Regions from separate parts of the Homo sapiens genome. Here region 2 is linked to region 1. Evidence: chromatin loops called from intact Hi-C (ENCODE). Cell type or tissue: PC-9. All regions are shown on one strand. Each heading gives the region's core, and the rest is flanking DNA. Links, peaks and the distances in the headings are about the cores only.

Evidence for each region. A loop is a pair of places that touch in the nucleus more often than their neighbours do. Peaks named below come from ENCODE experiments on the same cell type or tissue, not always from the same donor. Only the 100,000 strongest peaks of a DNase experiment are listed, where the experiment ranks them.
Region 2: it touches region 1 in a loop (2.4-fold over the local background); 2 of 110 quality-filtered maps call a loop at or near these places.

What each region holds. Positions count from the first base shown.
Region 1 is chr5:5,414,467-5,424,223 of GRCh38, reverse strand. It overlaps ICE1 (interactor of little elongation complex ELL subunit 1), which reads right to left and starts at 1,547. Exons shown (of 19, transcript NM_015325.3): 1 at 1,225-1,547. The coding sequence starts at 1,308. It overlaps LOC101929200 (a long non-coding RNA gene), which reads left to right and starts at 2,095. Exons shown (of 6, transcript XR_001742583.3): 1 at 2,095-2,821; 2 at 3,384-3,473. RefSeq lists silencers at 1,115-1,254, 1,315-1,644 and enhancers at 1,675-1,924, 1,790-2,300, 2,301-2,813, 4,872-4,941. In PC-9, for the core only: CTCF peaks have their summits at 4,484 and 4,686 (motif pointing right); DNase peaks (open chromatin) are centred at 1,763 and 4,703; H3K4me3 peaks cover 3,475 bases; H3K27ac peaks cover 2,205 bases.
Region 2 is chr5:4,936,989-4,946,745 of GRCh38, reverse strand. No RefSeq gene overlaps it. Among named protein-coding and RNA genes, the nearest start is that of LINC01020, 92 kb to the left of the region's middle. In PC-9, for the core only: CTCF peaks have their summits at 4,049 and 4,259 (motif pointing right); no DNase peak of the experiment used is centred there; H3K27me3 peaks cover 6,542 bases.

The sequences.
Region 1 (9,757 bases), core at 1-8,000:
AAACCAAGTTTCTCGGCATGGCCTACCTAGCCTGCACTCCCGTCTGGTCTCATCAACCATCTTCCGTGTGCACTATGCTCATGCCAACCATACCATGTTCTGCTCATCAAAGACACCCTGCTCCTTCTCACCAAAGGAACCTTTCCACCTGTTAATCCCTCTATCCAGGAAGCTCTTCCCACATCTCTTCTGACAGCCCGATCCTTCCCATTATTCAAATATCTGAAAGTTACTGACTCAAAAATTCCCTACCTGACTACTCTAGCTAAGAGACAAGACCAATATTCCAACATCCTCCTTTATTTTCTAACACCTAAAATCTTCTGAGGCCTTATTCACACATATGCATCTTACTTATGAGAGATCCTATTTTGTTCACCACAATGTCTGTAGTTCCTAGAACACTAGGCAGAGTAGGTAATGAGGTGCTGGTGAGTTCCGTTTTATCACTGAAACCGCGATAGTAGGAAGTTAAAAGAGACCCCCGACATCAGGCAGCTAGGAGAGTCGTGGGAAATGAGGGGCACTATTGCCCAAGTACCACCCCATAAGATCTGGAGCCATACTCTAGCAATTCTCCCTTATGTCACTCTAAAGAAGAGCCCACGCCGCTGTTAGAAACCTCCAGTCTCTGCATGCCTTTCATAAACTACTTTTATCAAACAACTGACAAGCTACTTGACCAATTACTTGGCTTGCTTTTTAAAAAATTAGCCTCGGGATGGCACATCTGCTATAAGCTGAAACGCCTCCCTAGACTCTTCGAGTCTAAGACTCAGACAACCCACATGTCACGTAAGATTCTGCCTCCAAACAACAAATACTCAGGATGGGCCAGAAGACCAAAGCGTTATCCTCAGGGAGATAACTGCCCTCGGCGTTTCACCTGTCCCTCACTGACCTACGGAGTCTGCCCTAGGGAGCTCCGAGGCCGGGTAGGGAAGGTGGGGGGCCCTCCAAACCTCGCTTACTCCACCCCCACCGTTACACCAGCGCATTCCAGTCAATGAACTCTGGGTTTCAAGCTTAAATAAAGCAAAGAAAGCCGTCCCCAAAACTCATGTAGGAAAAAGAGAGCAGAGAGACGAGCGAGCAAGAGCTACGGTTGGGAAGGGAGAGCAGCGCACTGAGGCACAGCCCGCGCGGCCGGACCCCACATCCCTGCGCTCCCGGCCGGCCGAGCCGAGTCCCCCCCCGCGCCCGGGGCCCCGGGAGGTGCTGCACCTGCTGCAGAGAGGCGCAGCCCTGACATCGCGACAGGTCCGCCGCCGTCCCGGGCGCCGCCGAATGGGTCTCGCCCGGCATCATGGTGCCGCCGCCGGGCCCGGTGGGCACGCACGCCTCAGGGGCCCGCGGCGTCGGCCCCGTCCTGTCTCTGCTGATGCCGCCGGGGCCGCCGCCTGCCAGGCCGCTTCCCGCCAGGTCCGGGCGGGTCCATCCGTGCACAGAGGTCCCCGTGGGGCTAGCAAAAGGCTCTCCGAGCCAGAGCTGCCTCAGGCACTAAAAAGAAACGCTACCCGGCGCGGCCCCCGAGCGCGACGCAGTCCAGTCAGGGCCCCGCCCCGCCCTGGCTCGCCCCGCCCCGCCCTGGCTCGCCCCGCCCCTCCCCTGGGCGCGGGGCTGCCTAAGGCGCTGCCTGAGCAACACCGGGAGAGGAGCTGTGCTATGCGGCGGGGGAGACGCCCACAGAGGAGCAGCCAATAGGAGTAGAAGGATCGAAGGTGCATTCCTACCACTGTTAAGGGTCGATCCTTTATTGCCACCTTGCTGTACGACAGGCTTTCCATAGACACCTAAAGGCCTCCGCTATGTGGGCGGTGACCCGCCCGTGACGTAAGCTCCAGACGCCTGAGAAGTGGAAGGACCCGGCGTCCAGGACAGGAAAGTGCGTGATTTACAGCTAGAGGGATAGGCGCTGTCCCGGAGCCCGTCCTGGGCCAGGGAGCAGGAGAGGGAGGGACTACAGTTCCCGACGCGCTGCGGGGCGGGCGGAGATCGTGCGCTTCGGCGCCAGTTGCACGGCCTTAGCAGCCAGTGGCGGCTCCCCTGCTCCTGTAACAGTCCCCTTGTCTTCTGACCTTTCGCTCCTCGGTCATGTGTCCTCGCCGGTCGCCGCGGCAGCCAGTGATGCCCGAGCGGCGGGTTCCCAGGCCCAGGTGTGGGCGCCACCGCCCACCATGCGCCAAGCCCAGAGCCTGGTTGAATCGTTCGCCACCTTGTCTACCCATTTTGGCCATTATCCTGCCACCTCCAAATCCTGTTTTTGACACTTCTCGGGAGAGAGAGAAAACGGAAAGATAAAGGAATAAACTCCTCGTGGTCGTAGTTAGTGGGTAAATTCAGATCTCGTTTGAACCGAGGTTTTTCTTATCTCCAGCCACCGTATCCACCACCACCAGAATCGTCTTTTTAGTCATCACAGCTGGTCGCCGTCAGTACCTTGTTCAGAAGCCTCTCGCAGCTTCCATCGTGTGGTTATACAATCCAAATTCCTTATAAAGTCCAAATTCAAGAGGAGGAATGCACGTTTAGTTAAGTTAATGTCTAGACCTTACCAGCCAATTTCTAGCTCCTCAGTATGGAAATTGCAACTGAAAACACCCCTTCCAAAAAAAGCAGTCTGCATTTTTCTCTGAGTTTTCTTCTCCAAATTTCGCACCCCTGACCTTGCTTACACACTCTGGATACCACCTGCTGTGGAGTGGCGGAAGCAGACATCCAGCGATAGCTAAGTTTCCTGTCGTTGACACCCAAGCAAGACAGGCGTGTACCTAACTGAGGACCTGCCGGTGATAGAAGTCTCAGCTTTTCTCAGAGACAGGTGGGCAGAAAACAAGGGTAAAGTTAAAAAAGAAAAGGGAAGTGAGCAGATCCATAGCGGGACGCAGCTATACAGTGGAAGACAGACCATGTGACCCATTAGGGAAAGGGGCAGCAGGTATTAGAGAAAGACCTGTAGGGATCATGATCGTCCCGGTGCTAGCGTCTGATCCCAGACAAATTTATCTTCACCATTACTTCCCTTTTATGTACAGTTACTTAAATGTGTGTTTTTCCAAAGTACCTTACTGGAGAAGACACCAGCTCTCTCTCCCTCTACACCATCCACCCGCAGCCATGACGCACTTTTATGATTAGGGGCACTTGGAGTTCTCACTGCTGCCTCCCTGTCTGTGCACCCTTGCTAGTGTTTTCCCCTTACCTGGAACACGCTTCCTTCTAGCTCTAGGTGTAGAAATCCTACCTGCTCTTCCAGGCTCCGGGGTTTACCTCCACAACCCCAAGGATCTGCCACCTAAGGGGCAAAAAATCCCCTTAGCACGGAGTAATTTTTAGTAACATCACATTTTGAGTTGGATGATGGTGGTTTTTATGTCTTACAGATGAGTCTTCCCTTTAAATGCTGCAAAGTGCTGCATAGTAGATGTTAAATGAAAGTCAGAAAGAATCAAATGTGCTGCAAATAATTGAAGGTAAGAAACAACAAATATTTCCCTTCAAAAATGTTAATAAAAGTGTATTTTCTCCTACCTTTCTCAAAGCCAGTTCTCAAGACATCTAATGAAAACGAGTCTTGTTTACGTAATGCAGGGATAGGCAGACTCTGAAGAGCCACATGGTAAATATTTAAGCTTTGTAGGTCACACAGGTCTGTGCCACCTATTTGTCACCTTCTGTTTATTTAAGAAACTTCAAAATGTGAAAGTCATTCTTAACATGCAGGGTGTAAAAAAACAGGTGTGATTATTGGTCATAATGAAAATGTAGTAGGCCACTAATTGAGGAATGGTCAGAATTACATTTTTTCTCTTTCCTGCATGATGGGCCACACCTGTTTTTTCATCACGATGGAAACAAACAAGCAAGTGTGTATACTGCAAGTGGTGAACTATGGCTTTGGAACCACACATCTGTCTTTAAATTCTTACGCAAATGACCTATTTGTGCTGGTGTTTCCTTACAGAGGACCAACGGTAATTTAAGTAAAAAGTGACAAGGATGGGACCCACTCTATAGGATTCACTAGACAAATAGTTATTAATAATTTATTGATGGTGGTATCCATTTTGGAAAGGAGATAAATATATCTTCAACTGACTCATAGGAAAAAGATGGTTTGCTTTTTCTTTAAAAGCATTTTTCCTGTCAAACTTCCAAGATAAACTTGTTGTTTTTCTGCCAGAGAAGCCCTAAGACCCGGAGGAATGTCTGCATTCCAGTCTCTGGTCTTGGGATTCCCTGTGCCTGTCGAATCCAGCCAGCTGTTCAGAGGATCCAACTCAAAAAGTCTCACTTCTCACCCCACACGCTCATTACCTCTCAGATACTTGGTGTCTGCTTAAAACGAAAGCTCTGGAATTAGCATCATTGAGAGGTAACTGTTGATTTAGTTTATTAACATATACTTCCACTGAAATGGCTAATAGATATGGTCTAGAAACCAAGGAGAACTCAAAATGGAAAGCTGTCTATTCTTTGGAAGTTCAAGGCTGTGCTTTTAATTGATGCATTTAACTGTAAGAAAAATGAACTATATGTTCATTTGTTTCTTTTAATTGGAGAGATGTTTGATGGAATTGTTTGTGACTAACAGTGTGTTATTCAATGATATGACCCCCTGATTATTAGGTATTAATTTCCAGACCTGTGATGTAATGCTACCATATGCCCACAAGATGTCTGTCTTTCCCTGTGTGTTTTCCACATAAATAGAATTTCCGACGGTATTAGGACTTAACCGAACCTTCTTGCTGAGGGGAAAGGCCATCCTCTGGGGCATCCTAGGGTGGAAGGCGTCTTGTGGGAACCACTTTGCTATCCGCCCACACACGTTCCACCAGGCTTAGTCCTAAGCTGTCTTTGCTCCAGTTTTTCTCAACACTCAGGGTTATAGTGGTGGGGTTTCGACTTGTCCTCAGACATCAGCAATTTGCTCACAGCCTCAGCTCTTACCCTCAAAGTGATTTGAAGCCAGAGAGTAAACATGTTGCTTCTTCCTGAAACACTGATGTTACTTAGAAACCGGACAAATAAAATTTAGTTTTGAAACAATTAGTTTGAAATAGAAAGCAAAACTGATATGATTATTAAGCAAAATTTTCTTCAACCTGAGAAAGCTGATTGAGAAAAGTAAAAAAAAAAAAAGCAACATTTGAAAGGACTTTCACAACTCTCACATTGCAGTCGCCCTCTGTAAAGGAGGACAAGCCCACTCTGCCTTGCGGGTTTGTGAACACCTGGCGGCTGTAAGAGTTGGTCACACGAGAAGCTTCTTGTAGCTTCCGGGATCGGAGGAAGAAGGCGGCAGGTGCTCAGAGGTGACAGGTGTTGAGGAGGGGATTCTCTGTAGAGCAGCTGGCAAGGGCATGTCCCACCTAACTCTGAGGAGGGATAGGAAAGGGAGGGACATGTTTCCCCTTCACCTGAGGCCAGTGGGGGGTCTCCTTGGTTTCTAGACCACATCTAGCAGCCATTTCAGTGGATGTATATGTTAATAAATTAAATCAACAGTTGCCTCTCGATGATGCTATATTCCAGAGCTTTGTTTTAATCAGTGCCCCCACGAAGTGAAGCACTCAGAGTCAGATGCTACATGCCCTAGAGTGGTTCCAAGGGAACCGTGGGACAGCTCCAGGAGATGGGTTGGAGGTGACTGAGCCGCATGCTCACCCGCACTGGGATGAGCAGGAGTTCTGCATACTGGATACGGTGGGCATTTCAGTGGGAGCTGCGAGGAAAGCGAGGCTGAGGCAAAGTGAGCAGCCAGAAATAAAACTTTGCTCTTCCATCCCCCATTCAAAGAACTGTAGCTGGATGTCCACAGCTGGAAAGTCCTCACTTTGAACTGTATCCACACAGCACCAGTGGCAGCCACTCACCAAAACTTGTTTCTATTCTGTCTAGTTATTCCCCAGCCTCCCTGCACCTGACATGTGATTAAGTTCTACCAGCCAAACATCAGCAAAAGGGGCCTGGCCCCTAGGGCCTTCCTGTGCTCTTTGTCACTTCCTGCTGACTGGAAGAGGGATGAATCCCAGGACCCTGAGCTGGTGGTTAAGTTACTGTCTCTCGGCCCCACACCTTCCCTTTTATACTCTGCCTTGTGACGTAGGGACTGGGGAGCCACGTGCCACCTCTCCTGCCAGAGTTCTGTTCAGCTGTGCCAACAGATATACACAAGGAAACCAGAAGATAAGAGGTAGGAGAGGGGCCTGTGCCTCCCATTCTGTCCTGTCCGACTCCTGGTCCTGCTAGCGTCTTGCTATCCTTGCTTTCGCACCTGGCAGTGGCAGTTCATGAACAGAGCGGCATACGAATTGGGTCTGCAGTTTCTCTGACACACGCAGAGCCAGCCTCATAGCATCCCCTCGGAGATACCAGCAAAGTTGGTTTCCCAGCTCCACAGAGCCCTGAGTCCAAGAGCAGAGGCCTCAGCACCAGCCCAGAAGGTCCCTTCTTCATATGTCTGAGTGTGATTTCTGGGTGGCAGCTCCTCCACATTTCTGAGTTTTGCTCACTCCTTCCTCCTTCTTTTATTCTCTCCAGCCCAAGGTGTCAGCTGCTTCTTGCGGTGGCTCCTCCTGTGATATTTTAGTGTTTTGCTTTTACCTTTTCTCTCTTAAAATAATCTGGGTGTAATGTGGGTCTCCTGGCTGAGCTCTGCCCCAGTCCTGTGCGGAAGATGCTCTTCCGTCCCAAGGAGCTCGCTGCAGGAGAGAAGCCCACCCCACCAGCCTGTTCTTTGTTCTTGGACTATGACTCAAGCACTTTGGGAAGCCAGGTTACAAAGACTGCATCTTTTTCTCCTGATCCCTTCTCCTACCCCAAGCTTGGAGGGGTCACAAACAAGCTGGTGAATAAGGAAAATGTTGGAACAGAGGAAAAGCCTGTCTTGCCCCATTCCCACCCACCCACACCCATCTTGCTAGCGTCTAAGAACGGCCACCAGCTCCATGGGTAAGAAGCTAAGTTGAAGACAGGAAATAAGTGACAGCACATCACACTGGACTGTGTTGTCTCCGAGTGACTGGAAAGGCTAGGGTGTGTGCCCAAGACTGCATCTGGGGTAAGAAGGAGCCCAGAGGACAAATCCCACAGACAGCAATGATTTAAAAACCAAGACATGGAGGAAGTGACTTTATGATCATCTTCTGCTCAGTACTGCCCTTGCTGAGGCATGTGCAGCCCCTTCTCCTCCTCCTCCTCCTCCCCCTCCTTCCCCCTCCCTCCCCGTCCTCCTTCCCCTCTCCCTCCTCCTCACCCTCCTCCTCCTCTTCCTCTTCATCCTCCTCCTCCTTCTGACTCACCTCCCAATGAATTCCTCAGTTGTTGTGTGTGCCCAGCTCTCATCCTTCACAGTGCACAGCTCCAATCAGCCCCTCTGCAATATTGGGCTTGGCGTGCAAGTGGCACCCCCTTCCATCCTAGGCAGTAAATCCAACCAGTTCTCTAAGGTCCATTCAAGTCCAGTTTCTATGGGAAATGTCCTTGATAGAGTTTTGAATATCAAACTTTTTTGGTTTTTTTTTTTGGTATCATTCTTGGTCCTTCCCTTTTTTTCCTTTGTCTCCTCGCCACATATAAGCAGCATGAGTTCTGTTGGTAAGATAGCTGTCTGCCTGTCCCACCACAGCCATCATGGTCGCTGCCATCCCTGGCAGCCGGTTCTGTCCTGGGTCCTGCGAGGAGCATCTCCCTGCAGCACGATGCCTGCATGTGCCCCTGTTCTCCCACTTGCTAGGACCGAAAACTGAGGAGTTTGTCTGACTCCTCTTTACTCCCACGCCCTGTCACGGGGTCAGCCAGCCATAGTCAGCATGTGTGTGACTCCCAGCACCTCTCACTGTGTGCATCATCCTCTCCAGTCCTTGTGCCCTGACATCCGTGCCAGTGGGCAGAACCCACTCTACTTACTGTCATGTCCCCAACACCCAGACCGTGTCTCCTAAACATCAGTTACCAAGAAATGATTGCTGAATCAGTAAGCTGAGTGAATTAATACATTAATATGTTAAACAGCTGATATCTGGGTAAAAGTATAATCCAGTGAGGTTAAAAAGCAAAAGCTGCAGCAATCATGCTCCTTGGTCTTTACCGAGATGAGTTGAAACTTAACATCACACACAATCCTGCACATGAGTTGAAACTTAACATCACACACAGTCCTGCACATGAATATTTAAGCAGCTTTATTCAGAATTGTCAAAACATGGAAGAAAGCAAGATGTTCCTTTAGTAGGTGAATGGATAAATCAACTGGGATGCATGCAGACTGAATTAGTCTGTTCTCACACTACTATAAAGAACTGCCCAAGACTGGGTAATTTATAAAGGAAAGAGGTGTAATTGACTCACAGTTCCACAGGGCTGGGGAGGCCTCAGGAAACTTACAATCATGGAGGAAGGGGGAAGCAAACATGCCCTTCACATGGCAGTAGGAAAGAGAAGTGTCAAACAAATACGGGAAAAGCCCCTTATAAAACCCTCAGATCGTGTGTGAACTCACTATCATGAGAATAGCAACATGGGGGTAATCACCCTCGTGATTCAATTACCTCCCGCTGGGTCTCTCCCACAACACATGGGGATTATGTGAGCTACAATTCAAGATGAGGTTTGGGTGGGGACACATCCAAACCATATCACAAACCATGGAATATTATACAGTGCTAAAAAATAAATGAGCTCTCAAGCCATGAAAAGGCATGGGGAAACCTTAAATGAACATTACTAAGGGAAAGAAGTCAACCTGAAAAGGCTACATGCTGTGTCCTTCCAACTATATGGCATTCTAGAAAAGGGAAATGATAGAGACATTTTTAAAAAAAAAAAAAAGTGGTTTCCTTGGTTTGAGATAGGGGAGGAAGGGATGAACAGGCAGAAGGATTTTTAGGGCAGTGAAAGAATTCTGTATATCATAGCGGTGGATACATGTGTTACATTTGTCAAAACTCCTAAAATGTCCAACACTGAGTGAACCCCAATGTAGACTATGAACTTTGGCGTGACACGTAACAATGTGTCAGTGTAAACTCACTGGTTATAACAAACGTACCACTATGAGTGTGGTGTTGATAGTGGAGGAGGCTGTGCATGCATGGGGGCAGGTGGTATATGAGAACTCTGTCCTTTTTGCTTGATTTTGCCGTGAAAGTAAAACTGCTCTAAAAAATAAAGTCTCTTTGGAGAAAAAAAGACAACAAAAACCAAGAGCAAACTTCCAGGCAGTGGGAGTAATGACAGGAAGTCTCCCTATCTGGAGTGAATGTGGCATGTTAAAGCATCAGAAGTCAGCTCAGGTAACCCAGACTATAGTGAACAAGGAGCCACTTGGTATTGATTTACTTAAGAGGAGGGATGGGGCACAGGCCAGATCATGTAGAGTCTTGTAAGCCAGGGTAGAAAAGTTTTAGATCTTTGAAGAGGTTAAAGAAATGGAGTGGCATAATCTGACTTTACTTTAAACATATTTCATACTGCCTCTCATGGGAGATGGACTGGGACAAGGCAGCAGAAGAAGCCAGGACACCAGGGACCAGGCTGTGATCCAGGACACAGAGAATGGAGGCATGGCTGCAGTCCTGGCAGTGGAGTTAGATGGAAATAGAAGGAGCGAGGATCCCAAAGTGTATTCCAAAGAGGCTGTACTACATCCTACCAGCAGTATATATGAGTGTCCAATTCCTCCCCTTCCTTGCCAACACTAGATATAATCAGTCTCTTAATTTTAGCCAATTTAATATGAGTGTGGTAGTAA
Region 2 (9,757 bases), core at 1,033-9,032, 480 kb after region 1:
CAGCATGAGTTTGCTTTCAGAACAGTGTGGCTGTGCTCCTGGTAAAGGTACAGAAGGAGCTTCTCCTTCCTGCTCCAGGGAGAGGCTATGCTTGGGCTGCCCGGCTGGAGAAACACCAGACTCCATGTCCAGATCCTGCGCTGGGCTCGCTGCTGACAGTGGGAACGCTGTCTCTCAGGCCTGAGGGCTGGTTATGGAAATCCATAGGGGTCAGCTAGACCCTAAACAATCAGTAAGAGGGGAATGCCAATCCAAAAAAAAAAAAAAAAAAAGGAAACCAACCAAATAAACATACAAAAAGAGACTGATTTTCATCTCTCTAGTGAACACCTAAACATGTCCATGAAAAAGTCACAGGTAAAACTTTCTGCATGTCTAATCTCTTAGGCCATGAAACTAGGGGGGGGAGAAAGCCTATACTTGGTTTCTATTCCCTTTGGATAATAATAGGTTTGTGATATTAGCCAGACTATTAACTCCGCTTAGCCAATTTCCTTCTCAGTTGAATGGAAAAAATGATGGTGCTTCACATGGATATCACAGGTCCTGTGTAAGCTGTACAGCTAATTATCATGACTGTGATACTGTACATTGGAATCTAAAGTCCATTAAACACACTAATGCTTAATGAGCACTTACTACATGCCATGCTGTCTTTCAGGCATTTTGCTAAATTTTAAAGGTACTTACTCATTTAATTTTCACAAAAAAAGTCATGGAGTAGGTTCTTTTATTTTATTTATTTTTTATTTTTAGATGGAGTCTAGCTCTGTTGCCCAGGCTGGAGTGCAGTGGCGCGATCTCGGCTCACTGCAGTTTCCACCTCCTGGGTTCAATGGGTTCAAGTGATTCTCCCGCCTCAGCGTTTTGTTTTGTTTTGTTTTTTCTTTCTTTCTTTTTTCTGTTTTAGAGAAGAGGAAAATTAGGCAAAAAGAAGTAAAGTAACTTTCCTGAAGTAACTCAATACGTAAAAAAGCTAAGATCCTCAGCTCATCAACAAAAAATGGAGTTACATCCATTTAATAAGATAACAAATTCTAGAACTATTTTCTGTAGGGGTGCAAACAGCTTTATCTTTCTGTTAAATAACTTTTATAAGCCAATTAACTTAAGAACATCTCCACACATTTCCGTGAATCAAAACCTCCCCATTAACTGAAGGTTGCAATGTGTCTAACCAGGAATTTATAAAGCGCAGGTCAGTGGTGAAGCATATGGGCTTGGGAGCAGGTGGCCCAATGCCAATGGCAGGCATTGGGCAAGCTACGTGATTACTCTGTGCTTCCGCTGTCTCTCTCTCATTTGTAAAACAAGACGAAAGAACCCATCACGTGGATTTGTGGGGGGAAGAAAAGAGTTAACAAATGGCAACCACTTGCACCAGTGCCCAGCAGCACAGAGAGCATAGCAGATATTATATGCCAAGCACTGCACACCCGCAGATTGAACACTTAACATTATAAAAATAACAGGCACATACTTCTAGAAATAGTAATTAATAAGTCTAGTACTTTTATAAAACAGGAAATAATCAATGTGACAGGATCCTCTCAGAGGCCCGCATGTGTCCTGACAGCTAGGACAGAGCCAGGTGGTGATTTAGGAAAATGTAGGAAGCAGAGACTCCTGCATAACCCGTGCTGGCAAAGCCTCTGGAGGGAGGATGGACTCCTGAGTACCTACAGCTGGAGGTACCTATGACTCTGCAGGAAAAGTGGACTCATGAGTACTCAGCGCTGGAGAGGACTCTGGATGGAGGGAAGACTCATGAGTATCTACTGCTGGGGAGGACTCTGGAGGGAGGGTGGACTTGTGAGTACCCAGTGCTGGAGAGGACTCTGGAGGGAGGGTGGACCCGTGAGTACCCAGTGGAGGAGAGGACTCTGGAGGGAGGAGGGACCCGTGAGTACCCAGTGGAGGAGAGGACTCTGGAGGGAGGAGGGACCCGTGAGTACCCAGTGGAGGAGAGGACTCTGGAGGGAGGAGGGACCCATGAGTACCCAGTGGAGGAGAGGACTCTGCAAGGAAGAAGCATTCAGAATAACTGCTGCTGGAGAGAACAATTTCATTTCAGGAAAATGTTCTTATAGTTGCTCATTCCCATAAGCTAATATCTCTAATATATACACACATTCATGATTATAAATACTGTTAGAATACATAATACCTGTAGTACCTATATAATACTTATATGTTTGTGTACATATTTGAGTACAAAATATACATATGGACATAATGAGTGCAGAAGTTTTTGTAATCATGAAAACAGGAAATAATCCAATGCCAAATAAAATGGGAAGTTTAAGTAAATGATGCTCTTTTTGTCCACTCTCTGAAACACTAGAATGAGGAAAATGCAGGAATCTTGGACCTTGGACAACGGCTGGGAATTCTGACTCCTTATAAAACTGTTTCCAGAGTCCAGCATGTGCATGCTGCCATGAAGGTTTGGATCTATACATAAATATTATTGTATAAAATGGCTTGAGTTGCCATGTGGAGAAAGAGATACAAATATTCCGGATTCAGTCTCTGTTACTCTTAAGTTTCTGTGTTTGTGTTAACTTACCTCTAACCTGGGCAGCTGAATGGAGGTGGCAGTCAGTGACATCCTCCCCCTTCTTTTGGATCCCCTACCCCAGCATCTGGACTACTGTTGGACATGGGACAGACTTTTTGACTGATTATTTTGTTCATCTGTTATTTATGGTAAGTCTTATTTTGGGGAGCACTTTTTGTTATCTTGGAACGCTTGAAACCCTCCTTAGGTGTGAACTTCTGAGCAGATGCAGGCATCTCCTCCTGTCCAGCGGCAGTATGTCTTGCCTTGGGATTCAACCTTTGGCATTCATTCTTCAAAGCCCAGCCCCTTGCTTCTCAAAAGCCAATTCCACAAGTGTCTGCTGCTGAACACTGGGCACAGAGACCTGGGCAACAAGAGGCCGGCAGCCTGGGCCCCAGGCAGTGCTTCTGAGCAATGGCTGCATGTTGTCTTTTGTATTAATGAATTCTTTTATTTTCTGAATTCTGGTGCTTGGACATCCGGGGTCTTGCTGACCCTGGAGGTACTGCCCTTGCCAGAATGAGCTGGTTCTTAGAACCCAGGGCTGTGCTTTCCAAATCAAACCAACCACCTGGAGTCCATGCTCCAACCACCTTCTCTGTGGCCCTCACACTCCGGGCCACCATGCACCTGCCCAAATCACGCCAGGCGAGGGACCAGACAGGAAGGGACAGCCCCTCGCCCCTGAGCCTGCTAAAATGATTCAATGATTCAGGTTAGCTGATCTGAGCCTTCTCTGGCCCACGCTCCCCTCGCTCCCTTGCCCACCTGGTTGGCTGTGCGTCTCTGTGTGGCCAGGCGTGACTCCTCTGTCCAGGGATCTGCAAGGATAAACTTCTTTCTTCATGACAATCTTTCTGTGTCTGTGAGTCCCATCATCCCTGACTTAAAAAAAAATTCCAGGTACCATGGAAACACCTTTGGTTTACTCGAGACATAGTTCTCTCTATGCCTCAAGCCCCAGGGACGACTTTCTTCCTTCTGGTACTTCCCAGGCTCTTTCTCGCATTTCTTTTAGAAGTTGCCAATTCCCTTCCCCTCTCTGGCCTCTCCTGGCTTTCCCAGTCCTATGGGTGCCTGGCGCCCTGGGCAGCCACTCTGGTGCTGGCCCTGGGTCATGACCAGCTCCTCCCGCAGTGCGGGGCCTCCCTGCACCACCGTGGCCGTCCTGGACTGCAGGTCCCCCTCACGGTGCTCCCAGCCTATGGGTGAAGCTCCCAGCTCTACCTGGATGCTTGGTGTGGCTCAAGGCCAGCATTTACAAATGGCTGTAAGAACAGGCACCGCTCTGCAGGGGGAAGGGTGAGACAAACAAATGCTCACCTCTAAGCCCCTCCGCTACAGCAACCCTTCTCCTTTTGACAGCCCAGATTGTTAGCGTTGAATAAGATGTAGTGTTTGCTGGCACAGCAGGGTGGCTATAGTCAAGAATAATTCAAGTGTACATTTTTAAATAACTAAAAAGAGTGTAACTGGATTGTTTGTAACACAAAGGATGGATACTTGAGGGGACGGGTTCCCCATTTTTCATGTGATTAGAACACATTGCATGCCTGGATAAAAGCATCTCATGTACCCCATAAATATATGCTTCTACTATGTATCCACAAAAATTAAAATAAAAAATTGAACAACAAAAGAACAGCAGAAACCAGATTGTTAGCACCTGGGGACTGCGGGCCCGGCTGACCTGCAGTGCGTAGAGCGGCCCCTAGGTGGCAGCACAGCACCGGTCGCCCTGGGGGTAAAAGGGGCGCCCTCCTGGCCCAGGGTCCTCAGGGCAGGAGGGTCCCCGAGTGTCCCCAGGCCCTGCAGCCTGGGCAGCCGCGCGGGCGCCGTCTCCAGAGGGGAGGGGACCCAACGCCTCGGGAGTGGACTGAAGCTGGAAAAACAAACAAACAGACACCGAGCTTTTCCTGAGAAGGATTCCCAGCCGAGGAAGCGGGTGCTGCGATGGGACTTGGGGATGCCTGCAGGGCGAGAGAAAGGTGCTCCTGGGTGGCCTTCAAAGAGCCCTCCGAAGAGTCCACCCAGGAGCACCAGCAACTGAAGATGGAGAAGAAGAAACGGCCGCAGGCCGGAGGTCAGAGCATTCCCATGGGGAAGCCAAGTCAGGGAGAAGCCACGGGCTTGGGAGAAGCAGGGAGAGGCCAGAGCGTCCGCTGTGGTCACTGGACGGCTGGTCTATGGCAGGGGAATCTCCGGAGACGCACCTGCCGCCACTGCTCATAGAACTTAGTGCAGAGGAAGAGCGAGTCCTCGCTGAAAACTCGGGTTCCAGTCACCCCGCGCCCCGCCTCACCTGAGGCCTCTGCCTTTGCAGGGGGACTGTGAGGTTGCAGCGATGTCTTCCCAAATAGCTCATGGGTTCTACTCAGTGATCCGTTTTAAGAAAACTGGTAGAAATCTCAGCCTAGTACTGAAATGTGAGTGCCGGTTAGCATTGCTTTTAAGGATCTTACAAAAACACGGACCGATTTTTACAGGGAAGTGAGACAAAACGTATTATTGCTATCGTGTGCCAACTCAATAAGGCATTTAATTTGTTAGTAATATAATTCAGAGAATAATACTTATTATTATTATTATTTTTATTATTTGACATAGGTCGCAATTGGGCAGGGGCCGCGCTGCCTCCTCCGTTCAGCTGTTGTGGCCTGGAACCCACTGTACTTGGCTCTGCGTCTCACCCATAAAGTGAAGTCTGTAAATGATTTTTCAATTGAGTTCAAACTGAGTATGGAAATCAATTACTTTTCAAATACCCACTGCAACAATTAATCCAAAGCCTCACTGCTGAGCTCTGCTCACTGGTTCCAGCTCTGTGCGCAGCTGGGAAGCAGGGAAATCCTGATGCTATGGAATTAAACGGGAGCTGGAGTGAGTTCGGGAAGGACAAGAATTTTCCACGCCAGCATGATCGTTACCCGGTAGGGTGAAGTGGCAAGGCTGTGAGGCACAGAAAACGTGGTTTTTGCGTCAGCTCTTCTGTTAATGAGGCCTGTCTCAGTTTCCCCATTATATTCTGTGCAAGCTTCTACCCCAAATGGGGTCTGTCTCTAGTCTGCGACTTACTTCTAACAATATTGTTTTTTACTCAAATTACACGCTCCATCCCCGAACTGAAGAGATGCACAAAAGAGATGAGGAAAGTAACTGCTTAGTTCTAGGAAACCATATGCAGCACCCCCGAACTGTGCAAAACAGTTCTGACACAAAAACCACGTTTTCTGTGCCTCGTGGCCTTGCCGCTTCACCACACTGGCTAACGACCATGCTCGTGTGGAAAATTCTTGTCCTTCCCAAACTCACTCCAGCTCCCATTTAATTCCATAGCCTTAGAAGGATTTCCCTGCTTCCCAGCTGCGCACAGAGCTGGGATCACTGAGCAGAGCTCAGCAGTGAGGCTTTGGATTAATTGTTGCAGTGGGTATTTGAAAAATAATTGAGCTTTTTATTGATGGAAAGATTGTTTTAGGCTGGTCACAGTGGCTCACGCCTGTAATCCCAGCACTTTGGGAGGCCAAGGTGGGCGGATCACAAGGTCAGGAGATCCAGACCATCCTGACCAACATGGTGAAACCCCGTCTCTACTAAAAATACAAAAATTTGCCGGGCCTGGTGGCACACACCTGTAGTCCCAGCTACTTGGGAGGCTGAGGCAGGAGAATTGCTTGAACCCGGGAGGCGGAGGTTGCAGTGAGCCGAGGTCACGCCACTGCACTCCAGCCTGGCGACAGAGTGAGACTCTATCTCAAAAAAAAAAAAAAAAAAAGAAATATTGTTTTATATTATAAATGCATTCATTCTTTTGTTGCCCTAAGATGTTAAAGCACATTTTGTCCATAAAGATTGTACATATAAATTAGAAAGCAGGGCAAAAGCAATGACATAAAACTTAGAAACATAAAAAGTCACGAAATAGTGCTTGTGACGACCTGTTCAAGGAATTCAGTGGATATACTGACTGTGTCTACAACACTGTCTGTAACTTGCATAATCATAGCACACCGATTTAGACGTGTTTGATAAACACTAAGCCTTACCTAGGTGTCTCACCACACCAACATGACTGGAGTGATGTAAAAAAATAATTGGTAGCCGAGCGCAGTGGCTCACACCTCTAATACCAGAATTTTGGGAGGCCGAGGCAGGCAGATTGCCTGAGGTCAGGAGTTCGAGACCAGCCTGGCCAATGTGGTGAAACCCCATCTCTACTAAAAATACAAAAATTGGTCCGGCATGGTGGGGCATACCTGTGGTCCCAGGTACTCAGGAGGCTGAGGCAGGAGAATTGCTTTAACCCAAGAGGCGGAGGTTGCAGTGAGCTGAGATAGTGCCACTGCACTCCAGTCTGGGTTGACAGAGTGAGAGTCCATCTCAAAAAAAAAAAAAAAAAAGGTTATCTTTACCCTTAAGAAACTTTTACCAGGAATTACTGCTTGTGGCTAATAGATTTCATTTGCATAAAATTTTTGGTATCGAAAAATGTGATTCGCCTGCCGTGTCACATGGAAGGAAAACATTATCTTTATTATCCTGGCAGGAAGTAGACCCGCCCTCTGCTCTGCAGGGAGACAATTTCTGTGCGCTGTAAGGTGCTTTGCTATGCAGATAGCCTTGAAAACATGATCTGGAACAAAAAGCAGTCAGTGCCTCTCCCGGCAAGATGTGCAGAAACATAAGAGGCAGGTGGAGAATGGTCTGGTCTCCCTGTATCTACATGTAATGCCTCAGAGTCATGGGCATGAAGAACTCTTTGGTTAGGACTTTTGAATGTGTGTGTAAATGAATCCAAGGCTGGAGATGACAGAGATACGTGATGGCGGCCTGACAGGCAAGCACACCAGCTCTGTGCCTCCCGCCCTTCTGACGTTCAGGCTGAGAATATAATACAGAAATCCATCTGTGTGTCAGCTGTTTGGACATCTGGCTGCATCTAGGCATGGGGCATTTACAAGTTTGGTGTGCAGTACTTGGAGAGTGCCCATGCACACATGCCCGTAATATTTTTGGCCCCAACTGGCGGCATCACCTCACAGTCCCCTTGCTATTGCCCCGGGCAACGCCAGCTGTGGAGGGGTTATGCCACATCCTGGCCATCCAACATCTAGGGCCTGAGTCATTTGATCGAGTTTACTTTCCCCAACAGTAGGAAATACTGCGTTAGACCCTCAGGAGGAAGGAGCAGAGTTGGGGTGTGTGCTCTGGAAAGAGAAGAGTCAGCTTCAGGTGTGTGCTGTCACCACTTTCTTTTGTCTTTGCTGAAGTAGACAAAGTGTCTCTCCAAGATGTTTATGCTACACTTCACAATAGTGGTGATGTCCCCGAATGAAGCTCCCGAAACCTGTCGGATTTTCATTGCTGTTACATTAACAACTTGCCATAATACAGAGAAAAACTTTGTTTTGCAAGATCCAGTGTGGCCTCACATGATTGGACCACTTTGTATATAATGTGGCACGTGCCAGCAGAGTGCACAATGTTCTCAATGACAAAGGCAACTTCTTCTTTATGCTTTTATGCCTTGGGGTGGCACCAATTGCTTGAAACACCTCCCTGGGAGGTGACTTAGACATCTGTAAATCTTTTAATTTGGAGATGACTCTCAAAAAGGGATATTGAGAAATTCTCCTTTATTGTGTTTTGAAATTCCATCCTGAAACTTCTTTTTGCAGGAAGTTAGGTGCTCAGATATAAGGGATTTGGCCGTTCATCTGTGCATTTGTGTATATTCTTCTGGAAGCAATTGCTTCACTGACTATCGCTAGCACATATGTGAATAAGCAGCCGCAGCTTGAACAAAATAGGAGCAAGAAACGAGTTAGAGGGTTCTGTTTGGAGTTTCAGGAACAATAACATCACAGACAACTCGTAACATGGGTTAAAATGGAAATAGGATGCTTTATGCTTACAAAGAAAGCCAGTAAAGCCTTCTGCTCGTCTTAAGCAGTTTAACAAATGCACCCTTTAGTGTTGTAGAAAATAGCCCAGAATCATGATTTAAACAACACTGGAGGACAGTGTGTCAGTGACTTGCATATTAGAAGGTGACACCACAGACACATGTGTTCAACAATAGTGTATTTGCACCAAATGCTGCTTTTTTCATTCCCTACTTTATTCGTCTCGTCTTAAACCCTGTCCAGGAGGCAGGTATTTGGACAAAGCGATGAGGTTGACAGAAAGGGCTCTCCTCTGGGGCTGAAGCTCAGTGCAGGGATTCTCAGAGCTGTGGGAGACCTTGATGCAGGATAGTGAGTAAAAGCCAGAGGAGGTGGAGGCTGCTGAAGGAGCAGGTGGAGCATGGCTAACCGAGGCCCCGGACCGAGAAGAATGACGTCCAAACTAAGATTTGAAGGAAGTGGTACTTATGCTGGAAAAGAGGACAAGAAAGCAAGCCACCAGGGAGAAGGTCTCATATAGATGTTCTATGTCTTCTCTGTGTTTCTAAAATACTGACAAATCATTAAAAGAGAGAAGCTGCGCTGATGACATCCTTGATCTCTGTTTCAGGAAATGGACTTCTTTTCTGGCAGGGAAAGTGAAAGATAGCAGAGTAAAAAGAAGATTAATTTTGTATCTACTGAATTAGAGGGTTATAGAAAAACGTGATGGGCATCATCTCACTGAGTTCTCATGACACATCTCAATGACAATCACTGTGGTCACGGCTGTTCTGAAGGGCAGAGCCAAATCACTTCCCCGGGACAGTGCCTGGCTCTGTGTTGGCATTCTGTCTGAATTCAAACACACACACACATACCTGATGACAACATCTCAAGAGGTTCCCACTCTTTGGATGTTCCTGTCTGAAGCTCTTCAAAATAAAATCTGAGCTTATTTGTAAATAGAATGCATTTTAGTCCCACGGTACTGATAAACATAAATTAAGAAACCCTAAGACCTCCCTGGCTTCTAAAGAATCAGAGTTTCTTTCTTATTCACAAGGATGTAGGTGGACAGGCCTCATCCTCTCTGCAATGACTTATGGACAGGAGCTATCTTGAGGGTCCACCATTGTCAGAGGGAAAGAGCCTCCAATATCATTACAGAAAGGGCCAGTGTCCAAAGGACCTTGTGGGAGATTTTCATTAATCCCATCATTGGTGAAGAGCATTGACCACCCATTGACTGGGGCTCAGCTGCAGGGAGCTGCCCACAGCTATGGGCTGGTTCGGGGACATGCCCTCT